Linked DNA regions of Homo sapiens: regions 1, 2 and 4 are each linked to region 3. Evidence: chromatin contacts called from ENCODE Hi-C or POLR2A ChIA-PET data. All regions are on one chromosome and are shown on one strand. Each heading gives the region's core, a stretch centred on a gene start or an enhancer-like site at or near the end of the contact. The rest is flanking DNA. Distances are from core to core; before and after follow the strand shown. Region 1 overlaps LOC124904265 (a long non-coding RNA gene). Region 2 overlaps GATA6 (GATA binding protein 6). Region 3 overlaps LOC105372019 (a long non-coding RNA gene). Region 4 has its middle 87 kb from the start of CTAGE1.

Region 1 (3,632 bases), core at 571-3,070, 210 kb before region 3:
ACAGATTTATTGAGATATAATTCACATACTATACAATTCACCCATTTAAAGCATGTAAGTCTGTGGTTATTAGCATATTCAGAGTTGTACAATCACCATCACAATTAATTCTAGCAGTCGCTCCCCCAGTCCCCTTACTCCTACCCCCACCCCCAGTTCAAGGTAACAGCTAATCTACTTCCCGTCTCTATAGAGTTGCCTGTTCTGGACGTTTCATCTAAATGGAATTATAGAATATGTGGTCTTTTATAAGTGGCTTCTCTCACCTAGTTTAAAGTTCTCAAGGCTCATCCATGGTTATAGCATGTATCAGTATTTTATTCCATTTTATGGCTGAAAACATTTTTGAAGTTTCCTTAATGCACATTAAATACTCATATGTTGATTGATTCATTCATTTTGTTTTTCTAGTCTGTGTTGTTTCTCTCTCACTCTTTCTCCTGCCCTTTCTTGGACAGGTTTTCTCTCTTCCCTTCTCTTTTGAAAGCAACCACCCTCCTACTGTTACCGCAGACTCCTGCTTTAACTTTAATATCTACTGAGATTTGGAGCCTGTGGCACCTACTCTTTGCAATGACAGAAAATCTGGTTTCTGTCCTTTATTTCTTTCCAGTCCTTTCAGTTTCAATCTGTGTGCCCTCCAAATGCAATAGCTTAAGATTTCTTTAAAGAACATCTTAGACTTGGCCTTGGAATGGAAGCTTCAAATGATATCTAAAGAATACATGAACCAGCCAAAGGAGAAAGTGGAGGGAATTAAAAAAAAAAAAATCAAGAATGACAGCCAGAGAATTTTCACAAAATTCGGACAGGCTGTGGCCGTTTCTTATTCTTATGTCTGATGGATTGAACATTTCCCACAAGGGCTTGGTACCATCTAGGACCTGAAGATACGCTGAAGGTTCCTCGTAAAATCCAGCCTCTATTTTATTCTCACTTCCTTTCTTCTGGGTTTGGCCTATGCAAAGCCCACCGATAAGTTATAAATGACTTATCAAGCATCAGCGTTTGGAGAGTAGACGGCTCCATAAATACCTACTTGGCCTCATTAAAAAGCTACAGCGATTAAAGAGAATGATTAGTGTGGTGCCAGAGGGGAAAGCAGAAAATCCAACATCTGACTCAAAAAGGGCCAGACCTCTTCTCAGGGAAGACCGCGGGTGTCAGGGAAGAGGATCTGGCCCGCGCCCCGGAGCGGAGCGCCGGGCGTCGGCGTCTGCGGAGCCTGCACCAGGGCCTGTCACGGGAAGAGTTATGAAAAGTGCACGCGTTCTCAGAGACGATTACCCTCTTGCCCTCCACGCCTCCTTCCCAACCTCCCCTTCCACTCCCTGCTGCCCCCACTGGAACTCAAAGCATGATTAAAACAGAGAAACCTATAACGGGGATGAAATGACCCTCAAATGACTGCTTAATTACAGCGAAATGAAAGCCGGGGGGCTACAAATAACCAGGAACTGTCCCGGCTGTCACTGAAGAGGAGCCTGCGCATGAGTCATGAGTCATGAATTAGCCACTAAGTGTTCGCCGCCAGCCCCCGGCCGCCCGCCTCTGCCCTGCCCGAGCCGGGCTCGCCGGCCCTCCACGCCTGGCCCCACAGAGTCCCCCGCCCCCGCGGGCGTCCGGGCCGGGTCGGAACCGGGCGGTTGTTGTGATTCCCAGGGTTCCCCAGTCGCCCCCGGCCGCCCGGTGGGTCGCTGGGTCGGGGAAGGCTCCCAGGCTGCGCAGGAGACAGGCTGACTGAAGGAGCGCAGCCAGCGCGGCTGCAGATAAGTTAATGTACACAGAGAGGATGTAAATTACCACGACCCGCAGCAGCAGGACATTGGCCAGGGCCCTGTCAGGGAGAGGACAAGCGTCGGGGGCTGCGCGCTCGCTGACACCCACCCGGGATGGAGCCGCCAGGCGGCCCGGCCGGGGAGGACCTCTTGGAGCCAGGCTTTCCTTGAAAACAGCTGCGTGTCCCTGACACCTCCAAACTAATGCATTTTTAATCAGAGGAATTAGCTCTAGGCGTCCCATATTTTTCCAACCTCCCCCCACCAACCCCTGTCTCTTCCAGCCACGTCCCCCTCCCCGCCCCTAGGTTAGGGACTGGCAGTCCCATTCTGTTTCTTTATCGGGACTCTGCAGAGTCCCCCGCTGCCCCTACACCCCCGAGACCAAACCACTTTTAAAAAAAAAATCTCCCTCCCCACCCCCATCCTCCCACCAGCCCTCCTCCACCGCCGGGTTCGCTCCAATGCAACTTTCGCCCCCACCCTTCCCTCTGTTTATACAGTGACATCACAGCCCCTGGCTCTCTCCAAGACTCAAAGAAAACAGAGTTCAAAAAGGCAAACAGGAAAGCCCGCCGGTCGTGGGCACGGGGTGAGATTCGGTCCACCCGCGGCGGACCGCGCAGACGCGCATGTGCGCGCACCTCGGTGTGAGCCCGTCTCCACTGGGACATCCTCGGGAAAGGGCTGCCCAGGCCGTGCTCCCCGTCAGCCCCGGGGAACTCAATTCCCTTAGGGAATTGAAAAATGTCCAGTAGTCACATAAAAGAAAGTGAAAAGGTAAAACAGGTGAAATTAATTTTAACAATATATTTTTAATCTGATATATTCAAAACATTATTTCAATATGTAATCAATATAAAAATTATAAATGAGATATTTCATATATTTTTTCACAGTGAATCTTCGAAAAATTACACTCACAACACATCTCAATTCAGACACAAATTTTTCATTGGAAATACTTGATCTGTAGTTACATTTCATAAAACTTAGAGTTGAAAAAATTGATTCACATACTCACATTGTTCCAAAAATATTTAAGCATTTTTCAATAACTGAATCCAGTGTTAGTTCTTAAGTGTGAATTTACACTAATGTGAAATAAAATAAAATTTGAATTAAATGAGAATTTGGAGTTAAATAAAAAATTAAGTTTCTTTGTTGCCCATTTTAAATTCCTAACAGCCACTTGCAGCTAGCGGCTATCAGATTAAACAACAGGGATAGAGAGTAATAGAATCTCCAAACTTCAGCTCTTGTTAACATAAAGTGGAGATAATAGTATCTACTTTATGTAGGCTTGTTGTAAGAATTAAATGAAATACAGTAGAACAATGTATATTAAGTACTCGGTACAGGGCCTAGCACATAGTAAGTACTCAATAATGAAGGTAACTCTGAGAATTATTTCTCCACTTTGATTATTTTTGCACCCCCACCCCCCATCCTTAAACTCAGCGATTCATACTTCCTTCCTCCAGAACTTGCTCTTAGGAAGGATTGTTACATGAATTCGCAATAAGCTGCCAAAAATGAACAGAGTATTCAAACACTCAAGTGTCCTTCCGTCCCTATTTATTAGACACCCCTTTCACCCACAACATGCCTTCAGCTTCATTACTGTCTGTGCTGGCCACTCCAGATTTTATACATAGAACAGGTCTTCAATGGTATCTCTCCAGCTACCTAGTAAAGATCTTGCAAAGATATTTTTAACCCAATCCACCAAAACCTGAATTGATGCGTATCATCCCTCATGTGCCTCTCCTGTTCCCGCATTGGGTGGTGTTGCCATTCCCTTGAAAGCCTCAGCCAAACTCTGGCAGTCATTAGAGGTTCTTCTTCTTCCTT
Region 2 (3,785 bases), core at 748-3,247, 150 kb after region 3:
GGCCCACCTTATGATATCAGGGTGCACGTGGGCCTTACTGAATTACCCAGAAACACACACACACACACACACTGGCTATGGACACTGTCCCTCTATAGAGTAGCATTCACCAGGACTAAGGAAGACATTCCTTCTCTTGAAAGATTCAGACTGAACCCCATAGAATGACTGTAATAAGTGCATGAAAAGAAGTAAAAAAATACTGTACACTCAGGGAGCCACAGTTAAAGGCCATCATTCTGTATTGTGAAACACCTCCTGATTTCCTGAAATCTACTCAACAATGAAGAAAATACAAAGAGGCCACTGGAATCATTTCTACCTATCTTCTGTTGGGGGTAACGTCTGCAACCTCAGGTGAGCTTTGAGACTTCAAGGCACGTTGCAAAAGGAAAAAACTGAAAGGAAATCGCCCTGTTCGTGGGCCAGAATATATTTCATTCACAAAGAAAAAAAATCTGAACTTTCTGGAATATTTTTAAGCATTGTTCCCAAACAAAATGCTTATCATCTCAAATATAATAATACTGAGTCCTTCCCACTTATAAAAACTGTCCCCAATGCACATGGAGAGTAGTAACTAACCCCATGTGTCAACTTCAAATAAGCCAAGGTATAAAAGGTACAAAACGGCTCCAAAAGGACTATGCTTTGAAAGGAAGGCCTTAAAGCATTTTGCAAACTTCACGTGCACTTGTTTTATATGAATATCTATAGTCACATACAGCATAAAAAGAAAGCTTTGAAAAGGGAAGGAACTCACTGTACAGAAGACAAAACAATACCCTTTTTATTTTTAAAACTCTGGTGAAATAGGTTTCCATAGGACATCCCATTCAAAAAAAAAAATTAATGTAAACCAACCTGCCTGTGGGTTAGTCACACTATACAGACTTCATCAGAGTGTTTACAGATACCTAGAGTATTTACAAATGCTATCCGTTAGGTAGTAAAGTGTTGTTGCAATTTTTCCAGCACATATTCCACAGTAAAATAAAGGGGGTATATTGGTGTTCTTGTATAAAAATTCTTAACAAATAGAGAAAGGCAATTTTCCTGAGAGAAGATTTGTTCTTGAAATATTTTTCTTTAACAATTGGAAATATAAAATGGGATGTAGTTGTAAAAGAAGCATAAGAATGTCTAAGTTAACATTTTTCTTTTAAATTATTTTAAGTACCATTAAGTTAAAATGTTTACATTCATTATAAAAAATGCTGTTAAATCTTATGCAAATGATTTAACACTGATTGCTGCAACGCAAATTGCACTTTTTAAAAAAATTATTGTATACATGGAAGAAAAATATCTTGTTTGCTACCCTGTTTACAAATTCCGACTGACTTCAGATCAGCCACACAATATGAACTTTGAGAAACGTCAGTCACAGTGTATGTTAAAGTTACAATGCAGTCTTGCAAACTGAGTAATATTTTTGATAAGAGACCTCATGAACCGACTCAGCCTCCAGAGATGTGTACCAAATGGCCTCAAGTGATCTTCTCCATGAACGCACATGAAATCTGGATGTGGAAAAGGTATGAAGAAATTCTGGAACAACCAAAATTGATCAGAAGAAGCACATGATTTTGGACAAAATGCAAAATCTTTTTTAAAAAATCTCTCTCAATATTCCATAGCAGGCAAGGCCCAGGTCCTAGTCCTGGCTTCTGGAAGTGGAGCAGGGTCCGCCCCGGAGGCGGGCTGGCTGGAGTGGCCCAAGCGCCCAGTTGCACTGGCCCTTCCCTTCCATCTTCTCTCACTCTTTCAGCAAGCCTCTTGGGAAAAACATCTCTTTCAAAATAAAGGCACGAGAATCACGTTCTGTCAGCGCAGTCGCCACTGTCTGGACCGCTGCACAAAAGCAGACACGAGTGGAGTGAGGCCCGCGGCGGAGCCCTCCCTGCCTCCTGGCGGCGTGGGCTCAGGCCAGGGCCAGGGCGCACCAGGAATCCGGTCGCACGGAGGACGTGACTTCGGCCGGCGAGGCGAGACTGACGCCTATGTAGAGCCCATCTTGACCCGAATACTTGAGCTCGCTGTTCTCGGGATTGGTGCTCTCTCCCGCACCAGTCATCACCGGGGCACCCGCCTGGCAGAAGAGGGGGACACAGAGGAGAGACGAGAAGGTGAGAAGCGGTTACAATCCTGGTAGTGAAATACATGGGAGCTAATGAACGGGTCTGTGCAGCCAGGGCCAGAGCTGCTCCTGGGCAGACCCAGGGCAGGAGAAATGAAGCCGGCGTTACTATCCCCTGCCCCCAGCAAGTGGGGGCCTTTCCCTGCATTGCACACAGTGCCACTGACCTGACCCTGGCCACTTAAGCCTTCGAAACTTTAGAACTCAGGGCAGGAGCCACTGGCAAGATGCAAAGCTGGACAAAAGGAAGGGGAACTGAAGAAATCCTATTTGTAAAAAGTGCCAAGCTCTAAGATCTCTGACTGTGAAACAAACCTCACTGTGTGGGTGAATAGGCATTAATGATGCACACACAACCTGATCATTTCCAAAGAGAAAATGCAGAGCGCACGCATGCGTGCGCGCGCACACACACACACACACACACACACTCTAACAAGGCTTATCCAGTGATGGCAAAGTCTTTTTAGACTTTTTAGAAAAGCTGCACAGTTCAACATTCCCTGATCAGTGAAATTTTTGAACATTGACTTCATGGAAAATAAACCTATGCATATACAGGCTTTAAAATCTACCTCATTTACCTTAATTCTTTACAAGAACAGTCCATGTCTGAAGCAGACCACGTTATAAAGAAAATGCTAACATCCTCTATCTGCCATGATCATGGCAATGATTTCTTTCTTTTTTTTTTTTTTTTTTTTTTTGAAACAGAGTCTCACTGTCTCCCAGGCTGGAGTACAGTGGCACGATCTCAGCTCAGTGCAACCTCCATCTCCTGAGTTCAAGTGATTCTCCTGCCTCAGCCTCCCGAGTAGCTGGGATTACAGGCATGCACCACCACACCTGGCTAATTTTTGTATTTTTAGTAGAGACGGGGTTTCACCATGTTGGCCAGGCTGGTCTCAAACTCCTGACCTCAGGTGATCTGCTTGCCTGGGCCTCCCAGAGTGCTGGGATTACAGGCGTGAGCCACTGTGCCTGGCCACAATGATTTCTTGAAGCACAAGTTCACCTTTGCCCTGTTCCACCCATTCCTCCCATTCACATGAAAAAGGCCAAATAGGAAACATCATATAATTTAGTAAAATCAAACCAAAATAACTAAAATCTGTTTAGACAACAGTTTGAATAAAGTTGCTTTTGAGAAGCTTTTTGAAAAATTTCGCCATAATCATGTACTTTTTAAAATCACCTTTTTCCTTCTAAAAGTTCAGGAGCTCTTATTCCTTCCAAGCTTTCAGGGCTCCATTCTATAAATTACCAGATACTTGTTATTTGACAGAGGTAGGACATTGTGTACTTTTCACAGAATTTCTTTTTTACATACATAATCCCATTAAATCCTTAAAACAGCATTTCTCTGGCACCAGACACAGGCGGAACAGAAAGGAAGTGTGCCGAGCCTCCACGGCCTGCAAGTGAATGAGGTCCAACTCTACTCGTTTTCCAACAAGATCTGGTTTGCTCTCAACCCTCACCATAAGGGCATGAGGCTGGGAGGCAGGACTTCAGGCGAGCAAGCCCTCTGAGTCTAAGCACCCAAACTTCCTTCCTCCCAACCAGACAGACCAAACCCGACCCCTCCACAGGTAACCACTCCTTCCCTTTCCCAGCAGAAATGAGGTTTTATGAAAATCCAGCA
Region 3 (4,198 bases), core at 1,601-4,100:
AGCCGGGCGCTGAGACCGGCGGCCCGGGCCGGCGTCGCTGCGCGCCTGAAGACCCGGGCGGCCAGACGCGCCCACCACCCCGCCGCGCGCGCAGACCGACCCCGCAGCGCGGCCGGACCCTGGCGCTCCCGGCGGGGAAACGTTTCCAATGCCTGGAGCTTTTGTTTGATAGCGAGGGAGGTGGGTACGGCGCTTGGTGGGGGTGAGGGGAGCAGAAAGAGAGAGAGTTTGGTCCCCAAGTATTGAGCTGTGAGAGAGCAGGGGCAACTCCAGGGCCAGCATTCAGAGCGGAGAATTAGAGCTGCGCACGCCCCAGGTCGGATGCGACAACGAGGTCCCCGGGCCTCAGCAGCTAGGTGACACTGGGCAAGTCTCAGCAGCTCTGGGGGCCTCAACGTCTCAACTGTAAACTCTGGGCACGCGGCTAGCGCCACGTCCTCTCCAGCCCTAACATTCTGTGATTCTAAACTTGTCTGATTTGTCTCATATGTTGCAAGGCTCGTAGCAAAAAGAAAAAAATACTCCATAACTATTTAACAGGAATTAGCTGAAGCACAGCTCTAGAGAGAGAGACACACACACACGTTTCAAATAACCCGAACACTAGAACCTAGTGAATTTTATACCTTTACTAAACTTTAGCGATTATTTGTTTCTTTCGTAACAAAGGTTATTGATTAGATTTAGTGCTGAAAAAAACCAACAACGTGCGCTTCGGTCATTTGTCTTATGGAGGAAACATAAATCTATAAATCTTCCTCCTGTCTCTAAGAAATAAAACTCTCTTCATTTCCAAAGTATGCAGATCTTCCAAAGGCGTATTCTTTCTTCTTTCTAAATCTTTGCTCTTAGACTCCTAAAACCAGTGGCTTTCTTTTCTTAAAATTTATGTGATCTTTAAATAAAGAGAGATAGAAAAAAGCCCCATTCTGCAGTTGCAGTCTGAAAAAAGCTATGTCCAGGAAGAGATATTTAGATTTTATTTTGAGAGAGTTTTTAATCTGAAACAAAATGATTTCTCATCTCCTAAAAATGTACGCAAAATAATTTATAAAATGTTACACAAATTTACAGTATGATTCTTCAAGTATCTCTGGAAAGAGGAACATACAATCTTCTAATTACCCCAAGGAATGTACCACATGTGGGTGGGTGATTCAGAGGCTGGCTAATCTCGCTTCCCCGCATCCCCCAAAACAGTAAAAACAAGGTTTAGATTTCTGACATCTGTCGTTTTAAAAATAATGAATGGAAAGGTGATTGATTTGAACTCTTAATTATTACCAAAACAAGGTAACAAGGTGTTCTCTGATTATGTAATGTTCCAAGTGCAAAAGCTCATTTCAGTGAACAGCCTCCTACGTGATCTTCTGCCTAGCTCAGGGTCACCTCCTCCACCTCACTCCTGCCCTCCAGAATTGCTCCCTCTCTAATCAGCGCAGTCCCATTCTGGCCTCGGACAGGCAGGAGTCAAGGGAGACGCGGAAGCACGCAGGCTCCTCCCCCAGCTTCCCAGGGACAATCCTTGCAGCAGGAGGGTTTGTTGTGCTGACCTTGTGAGCGAGTGACCCATAGAGAAGGACACTGTGTGCGGTCACTGAAGTTTTCTGACCTCATTTGTCCACGTCGGTATCAATAAGTCGGCCAGGGGGAGGGGAGAGAGGAAGTGGAAAAGGACGATTATCAGGACATACAGGACAAGGGACTGTGTGCAGCTGCTCTGCTGACAAGGAATAGTTGGAGCTGTGTTTCCTTGAAGGAATTGTTTTAAATTGAAGGTTGGCCTGGTGTTCACAGCACTCCCACCAGCCTTTCTGCTCATTTCCCCACCATGATCTCAGCCTCCTATCTCCTCGGAAAGTTCCTATGCCAGGGCAGTGTGTTATGCCCAGGACACAGACTCCAGGGCCAGATGACTTGGGTTTGAATCCAGTTTCATCACCTGCAAAATGGAAATGATAGTAGTTCCAGCTTGTAAGAGTGTGTGAGGTTGAACTAAGTTATCACATCCTTAGAAGTGTGCCTAGCACTGCATAAAGCCTTCTAGATACTTCCTTCCATGGTTTTGTTCAGGTTTCCTCTCTCAGCTGGAGGGGTGCCAGCTTTACTCACTCACTGCTGCTTCAAGCTGCTCTGAGCAAGGATCAAACCTTGGCTTCTCCAGGAAGAAAAGATGTGTTATCAGATTTGCCTTTGAAAAGATCTCATGGGGAATCTAAGGTGTAGAAGACTCCCAAACGATCCTTCCTGGGAAGGCTACCACTTATTGAACCCAACTCAATAAATGCCAATTTGTACACTATTCCATTTAAACTTTACAACAGCCCCAAAAGAAGTATTTTTATTCCATTTTATAAGGGAGAAACAAGGACAAAAAGAGGTTAATGGCATTCCCCTGATTGCACAAGTAGGATCAGAGCACAACAATAATAAATAACATTAACTAAATAGCTGACCCGTGCAAGGTATTGAACACCTTGCTATGTCTTCATTCATTTAACGCTCACAGCCACCCTGGGAGCCAAATACTATTATTCTCCCTACTTTGCAGCTGAGGAACTGAGGCAGAGAGGCCTTATCAGCAAACCCCACAAGTAGAAAGTGGTAGAACTGCATTTGAGTGCAGGCCTGCTGGCTCCCAGCCTATAGATCCAACCCCAGTACATGCTCCCTGTGCTCCTCTGCCCACCAGTGACCGGAAAGCCCCAGCCACGCTGACCTCATTGCCCCTGGCTGTAGTCACCATCCAGAAAGTCCTTGAGAACTGCAGATCTCAGTTCTGTGAGAAACAAAAACTACCATATGTCATTGCCTTGTGCCTATTTGAATTTTTGAGACAGAGTGAATGTTGTTCTGTTTTTTTGTTGTGGTTTCCAGGAATCATAATGTCATGTTTAAGTATTGAGAAAGGATGGCTTTTTCCTGTCATTTGCAAGGGATTTTCTTTTCTCCTCCTGAATATTTAGGAATAGGTGGCCCTCAAAACTTTCCATCCAGCCTGAGCTGGCTCAGATGTGTAAGTGCTGGGACCACGATGAATCTTCTACAAGGCTCCAGAAAAAGAAGTTCCTGTGAGCAGCTGGCCAAGGGAGAAGGGAGAGGCACAGCCCCTCCTAAGCAGGCAGAAATCTAGCACCCACCCCTTAAGCCACAAGCTCAGCCTCAGCTCCAGTTCCTCACTAGCCCTTCTGCACCTTGACCTTAAACTCTCTGAAGTGCATGTAAAACCTTGCCAACCAGAGCTTCCTGTTGTTCTTTTGCAAAGTGAGACATTCACAGGTTTTTTCCCTTTTCACCAAACAGGCTTGTGTTTAGAAGTTATTTGAAGCATAAAAAGTAAAAGTTCAACCCTTTCATCCTCCCAAAGGTATTTTTCCAGAGTTGAAATAAGCAAATATTTTGGTAACAATTTGGTAAAGTAAAATGAATTTCCTTTGGAATTGGTCAATAAGTGTGATTTTCTGTCTTTTCATTTTATTATTAATATGTTGGAAAGTTGAGAAGCCCTTGGTTTATGCATGCAGCCACTCTCTGTACCCACAGGAAACACTACTGCGTGAGATGACAATAACCCCTGTTAGAGGCTGTCCTGTCAACAGTGAGTGACACTGTCAACCACTAGATAAAGAGATCAGGATCTGACCCCAGAGCTTAACCTAATTCAGTTCACATATAATGAGATTCGTTGGTGCTAGTTCAGCTGCAGATAGGTGAGATGAAATAATAATAATAATAGTTAACACGGACATGTGCCGGGTTACCTTACATATATTAACTCATCCTCAAGCAACCCTAAGAAGTATTATTATTATCCTTATGTTACAGATGAAGCACTGAGAAGTTAAGTAACATGCCCAAAGTGACACAGCTGCTAAGTGATGGAGCTGAGATGTAAACTCAGGCATTCTATATCCATAGTCCATATTCTTAACCACCACAGAATGCTGTTTCCCGTGGTATTTTGAGTTTTGGTAGGTGATTAATATCTCAGTAGGAGTGAAACAGAAAACACAGGCAGTGCAAAGGAGTCTCAAGAGAAAAGTTTCTGATGCCAGGCTGCCTGGTCCAGTCCTGACTCTGTGCTTGTTAAATGTGCAGCCTGTCTTGGTTTCTTTATCTTTCTGTGTGTCACCCACTGTCAAATGGAAAAGCTAAAGGAACCTTCCCATAGGGCTATGTGGGGATTAAATGGCCTAAA
Region 4 (4,002 bases), core at 644-3,143, 160 kb before region 3:
ACCATCCTGGCTAACACAGTGAAACCCTGTCTCTATTAAAAATACAGAAAATTAGCTGGGTGTGGTGGCGGGTGCCTGTAGTCCCAGCTGCTTGGGAGGCTGAGGCAGGAGAATGGTGTGAACCCGGGAGGCAGAGCTTGCAGTGAGCCAAGATCACGCCAGTGCACTCCAGCCCGGGCGACAGTGCAAGACTCTGTCTCAAAAAAAGAAAAAAAAGAAAAAAAATGAGCAAACTTATTTAAGAAAATTTGGAAATTACTTAACACATAAGGAAATAAAAGCAAAATGCCCATTGATCATTCACCAAACACATGATATGTTTGTCTATTTCTTTCATGTATTGTGTTTCCTATAATTAGCTTGCTTTAATTTTTTTCAAAAATGAATATATGAATATGGTATTTAAAATACAATTTTAATACTTAAATTTTATTTAATTAAAAGTGATTTCATGATCACTTTCCTGTGTTCTTCCTTAGCATCATTTATAAAGCCTGCACAATACTCCAACATGTAGACGTGTGTGGTAGATTACTTAACCTTTTATTTACAAATAGACATTTAACTAGTTCCCACATTTTGTTACTATAATTGATAAATATTTTTACATAGGGATTTTTGTTTAAGATGAATGATTTACTTATGTTATATTAGAAGTAGTCAATATAAGTATTTTAAGGTATTCAATTCATTTTGCCAGATTGATTTCCAAAGGGCTGTATCAATTTAAAATATTTTATTCACCACTCCAAATACAATTATAAAGTACTTATTCTCTACCACTCACTGTGCCAGGTTCTGGTGATGTAAGATGATCAATACCCTAACTCTGAGTTCTACGAGTTTATAGCCTTTTAGTTGTAGAGACAAACATGTAAATAGATGAGTGCTACAAAGCATTATGGGCACTCTACAGACATGTGAACGGGACACAGTGGGTTACGTAGGGCAAATAAATGTGTCTATTTCATCTAGTATGGAATCTGATGAACAGTAGCGATTTAATCAAAAGTTGTTGAAAAAGGCACAGAGAGAGAACAAGCAGTTAAAGGAGTGACTATTCAATCCATTTAGTGACTTGTTTGGGAAAAGTATCTTAGAGGAACCTGTGATTTGTAATTAGCATATCATTTATTCTTTCATATATTCATTTTACATGTACTTTTGGCAGTGTGTCAGGGACTGTGCTAAGTGCTAAGGACATCATTGCTACTGTTACTGTGGAATTTGCTGCCTGGAAAGGAAGACAGAAAATAAACAAGCAATTAAAATAATGGAGGACACAGGATAGTATAATAGAAGTGAGTCACTTAGTGCAGGGGTCAGTAGAGGCTTTCCACAGGGCATGACAGTTAAGGCATGACTTGAAGGATAAATAAAAGTTAGTTAGAAAAAAAGGGGAAAAGACAGAAAAGTGAAAAATGGTTCCAGGCAGAAGCAATCACATCACTCATCTATATGCAAATAAATGTTTGTCTTATGTTTGAGTTGCTTAGAGATAGTTTATTTGCTTACATACTTTTCACATCCTCCCACCCAGCAATGTGGTTTACACGGTTCTTGGCTTTCTAAACCTTTTCTTTTATGAATAGCACAAAAGTAAACTTCTCCCTAGATCTGATCCAGATTCAAGTTTAATGGGGTCCTAATCCAGAGTTTAAATATGCTGCTTTCGAAACCACCCCATTTGATAAGCAACGCTGCATCCTTTCTGTAGTTGAGGAAACTGAGCTATGAGCTGCAACAGAGGTAGAGCTTTGTTGGGACTGAGGCCTTGCCCCTTACTGGATGGAGGACCTGGGGGGAACCACTTCCCTTCTCCAGGCTTCCACCTCTGCATCTGTAAAAGGGTGTTCCTAATACCTCCCAGGATGACTACATGAGTGACTCAGATAATAAATGTCAAGTCCCTAGTTCAGACTAGCAGTTTGCAATCCTGAGTTCTTTTCCTTGTCCTAAAGGGCCCAGGCACGAAAGCATCAATTTTACTTATTTGTTTTCCTGGGCCCCCTCTTCTAGTTAGCTGTGCCTTTTTGATGCTGTTTGATCATTCTGTCATTCATCTAATATGCTTTGAGTGCCTACTGTGTGCTAGGCAATGTCATTAGGTCCATCTCCCAACTCAGCCTCTCCTGAGAATTGACTACTTGTGATAGCTGAGGGCTCAGAAATCAAAGAGCTAAGCATGCTGTACACAAGGCTGGTGTGAACATCTCTGAGTGAGGACTGGCAAGGCCTGCCCTGCCTTGGAAAGTACTTGGCTGTGTGACTGCCCTTTACACTGCTCTGAGCACTGTCCCCAGACTGCTGGGTTCTCACTTGTCATATCCAACTTACCATAAGACCCTGGAGACATGTGAAGCCTTGCTCTCTGCACAGATGGTGGGGCCATACCAGGAGTGCTCTTGAATAAAACAGGACAAGGACCTACCCTGCAGCATTGCCCTAAGAAGACTTGCAAGCAGAAGATGGTGGGAACTGAACTGTCAACCAAAGAGCTGTGGAATCCACTCCTGGGACTGAGCAGACATTTTCCCAGGCTGACTTACACACTATAGCCACTCATCACAACAGAGAGGGATGGCCCACCCAATACCCTGGCCTGGGTCCCCTGTGAGTTCACGCTGTCTTCCGCCTTTGCAGGGAGATTGTAGCACACATCTCTCCAAGGTTACATCATCTCCTGAAGGCAAGGGCCTCTAGTGAGTTTTTGCTGGCTAAGTCCTCAGGGCAGGACTTGGTGTCCTTGATATAAAACATCTGTCTTGGGAGGCACAGTTGGGAAAGAATGAAGGATTTTTCTGGGAGCTCAACTGGCTCACTGAGCAAAGGCCAGGAGACATTTGGTGAAGTAGCGGAAGGCTGTAATATATAAACAAGATGTGAGTGTGCTTTTCAGGAGTGATGCATATCTATGGAAAGAAACCACAGGCCTCCTTTCTCTTCAGGCATGGGAAGAGAAAAGGACCTTTGTAATCTATGTGTGTTTATTTGTTTGACTCAATGGATAAACAGATATCAATATATTGCTATCTATCTATCTATCTATCTATCTATCTATCTATCTATCTATCTGTCTGTCTTGCCCTGGGGTATAAATGAGTATCTATAAATATCAACTTTTTCCCTGTAAAGTTTGCTGTTTGTACAGCATTCACTCTTTGTATAGATAGCTTCCTCCCATCAAACGCCTCAATGCCCTAAAATCAGTTGGGATGTTTTTCCAAAACTGCTGATAGGCTATCTGTATTTCTAAGGAGATGAAGGAGTTATATAATAGACCTTATTCTCTAACAGAAAAAGGAAGAAGCATGGGAATATTCCAACTAACCTGACTGAGGAGCTTGATAGAAACTTAAGGAAACAAGTCAGAGGATAAGAGCTCAGACTGTAAGAGGAAATGTTACTAAAGAATTTAAATGGCAATTCTGTCCTGGCCTCATTAGCTTTTTAAGATACACGATGTTGGGGCTTACCAGCTGGAGAGGACAATAGAGGAACAATATGAGGAAACAGGTGAAAAGGTTCTTCCTACCTCCCTGGACCTCCTGAGATCAGAAAGAAGGAAACAATCTGAAGATGCAGTGGATTTTCTCCCTTAAGCTTCTTTCTTCGTTCTCTTTTGATATTAATCCAGGACAATGGGTAGAGAAAGAATCTTCGAAACGTTAACTATAAGGCAGGCATGGATACTTAGGATTTTGAAAAATATATATGTTGCCGGTATGTGCACAAAAATGTGTGTGTGTTGCCTGCGGGGTTGCGGAGGTGTGGTTAGTCAAGTTGTCCAGGACAACCAGATCACATCATAATCATCTTTTGAGACTTGGCTTAATGGAAATCCCTTCTTCTTCTCTAAGGCCTTTGCCAACTCCTCTTCCTGACACCCACACAAGATGAAATCTATCTCTTTGTGTATGCACGTCATATATTTGCACAACTTTTATCCCACCTAGAACTCTGACTCTTCCTATAATTGTGGCCAAGGATTGTGTCTCAGTC

What was found. Hi-C counts contacts between places; a loop is a spot of excess contacts on that map. ChIA-PET counts read pairs that join two places held with the same protein, here RNA polymerase II (POLR2A). Pooled maps may share reads with other maps.
Region 1: a loop to region 3 is called in a map of adrenal gland, with 7 times the contacts of the local background. The contact joins two enhancer-like sites. A Hi-C loop is called at or near these places in 47 of 168 maps with a recorded cell type or tissue (A673, Calu3, IMR-90 and 28 more), 2 of 37 single-sample maps with no recorded cell type and 30 of 50 pooled maps. POLR2A ChIA-PET finds 5 or more read pairs at or near these places in 2 of 52 experiments (HEK293T and WTC11).
Region 2: a loop to region 3 is called in a map of heart left ventricle, with 2.8 times the contacts of the local background. The contact joins two enhancer-like sites. A Hi-C loop is called at or near these places in 21 of 168 maps with a recorded cell type or tissue (Calu3, aorta, ascending aorta and 11 more) and 19 of 50 pooled maps. POLR2A ChIA-PET finds 5 or more read pairs at or near these places in 2 of 52 experiments (BJ and HEK293T).
Region 4: a map of IMR-90 shows a loop between it and region 3 (2.7-fold over the local background). The contact joins two enhancer-like sites. A Hi-C loop is called at or near these places in 1 of 168 maps with a recorded cell type or tissue (IMR-90). POLR2A ChIA-PET finds 5 or more read pairs at or near these places in 3 of 52 experiments (HEK293T, MCF 10A and Panc1).

The regions. Positions count from the first base shown.
Region 1 is chr18:22,557,807-22,561,438 of GRCh38, reverse strand. The region is part of intron 2 of LOC124904265 (a long non-coding RNA gene); the gene reads right to left. Among named protein-coding and RNA genes, the nearest start is that of CTAGE1, 140 kb to the right of the region's middle. Within about 2 kb of position 1,820, at least 28 of the 41 ENCODE cell types and tissues checked have a DNase peak (open chromatin) inside an H3K27ac peak, as active enhancers do; they include adrenal gland, testis and transverse colon, where a contact is called at or near this core.
Region 2 is chr18:22,198,963-22,202,747 of GRCh38, reverse strand. GATA6 (GATA binding protein 6) reads right to left here. Exons shown (of 7, transcript NM_005257.6): 7 at 220-2,092. The coding sequence ends at 1,925. Among named protein-coding and RNA genes, the nearest start is that of GATA6, 31 kb to the right of the region's middle. Within about 2 kb of position 1,997, at least 3 of the 41 ENCODE cell types and tissues checked have a DNase peak (open chromatin) inside an H3K27ac peak, as active enhancers do.
Region 3 is chr18:22,344,448-22,348,645 of GRCh38, reverse strand. It overlaps LOC105372019 (a long non-coding RNA gene), which reads left to right. Exons shown (of 2, transcript XR_935282.4): 2 at 1-800. Among named protein-coding and RNA genes, the nearest start is that of CTAGE1, 71 kb to the left of the region's middle. Within about 2 kb of position 2,850, at least 6 of the 41 ENCODE cell types and tissues checked have a DNase peak (open chromatin) inside an H3K27ac peak, as active enhancers do; they include adrenal gland, testis and transverse colon, where a contact is called at or near this core.
Region 4 is chr18:22,502,727-22,506,728 of GRCh38, reverse strand. No RefSeq gene overlaps it. Among named protein-coding and RNA genes, the nearest start is that of CTAGE1, 87 kb to the right of the region's middle. Within about 2 kb of position 1,893, at least 9 of the 41 ENCODE cell types and tissues checked have a DNase peak (open chromatin) inside an H3K27ac peak, as active enhancers do.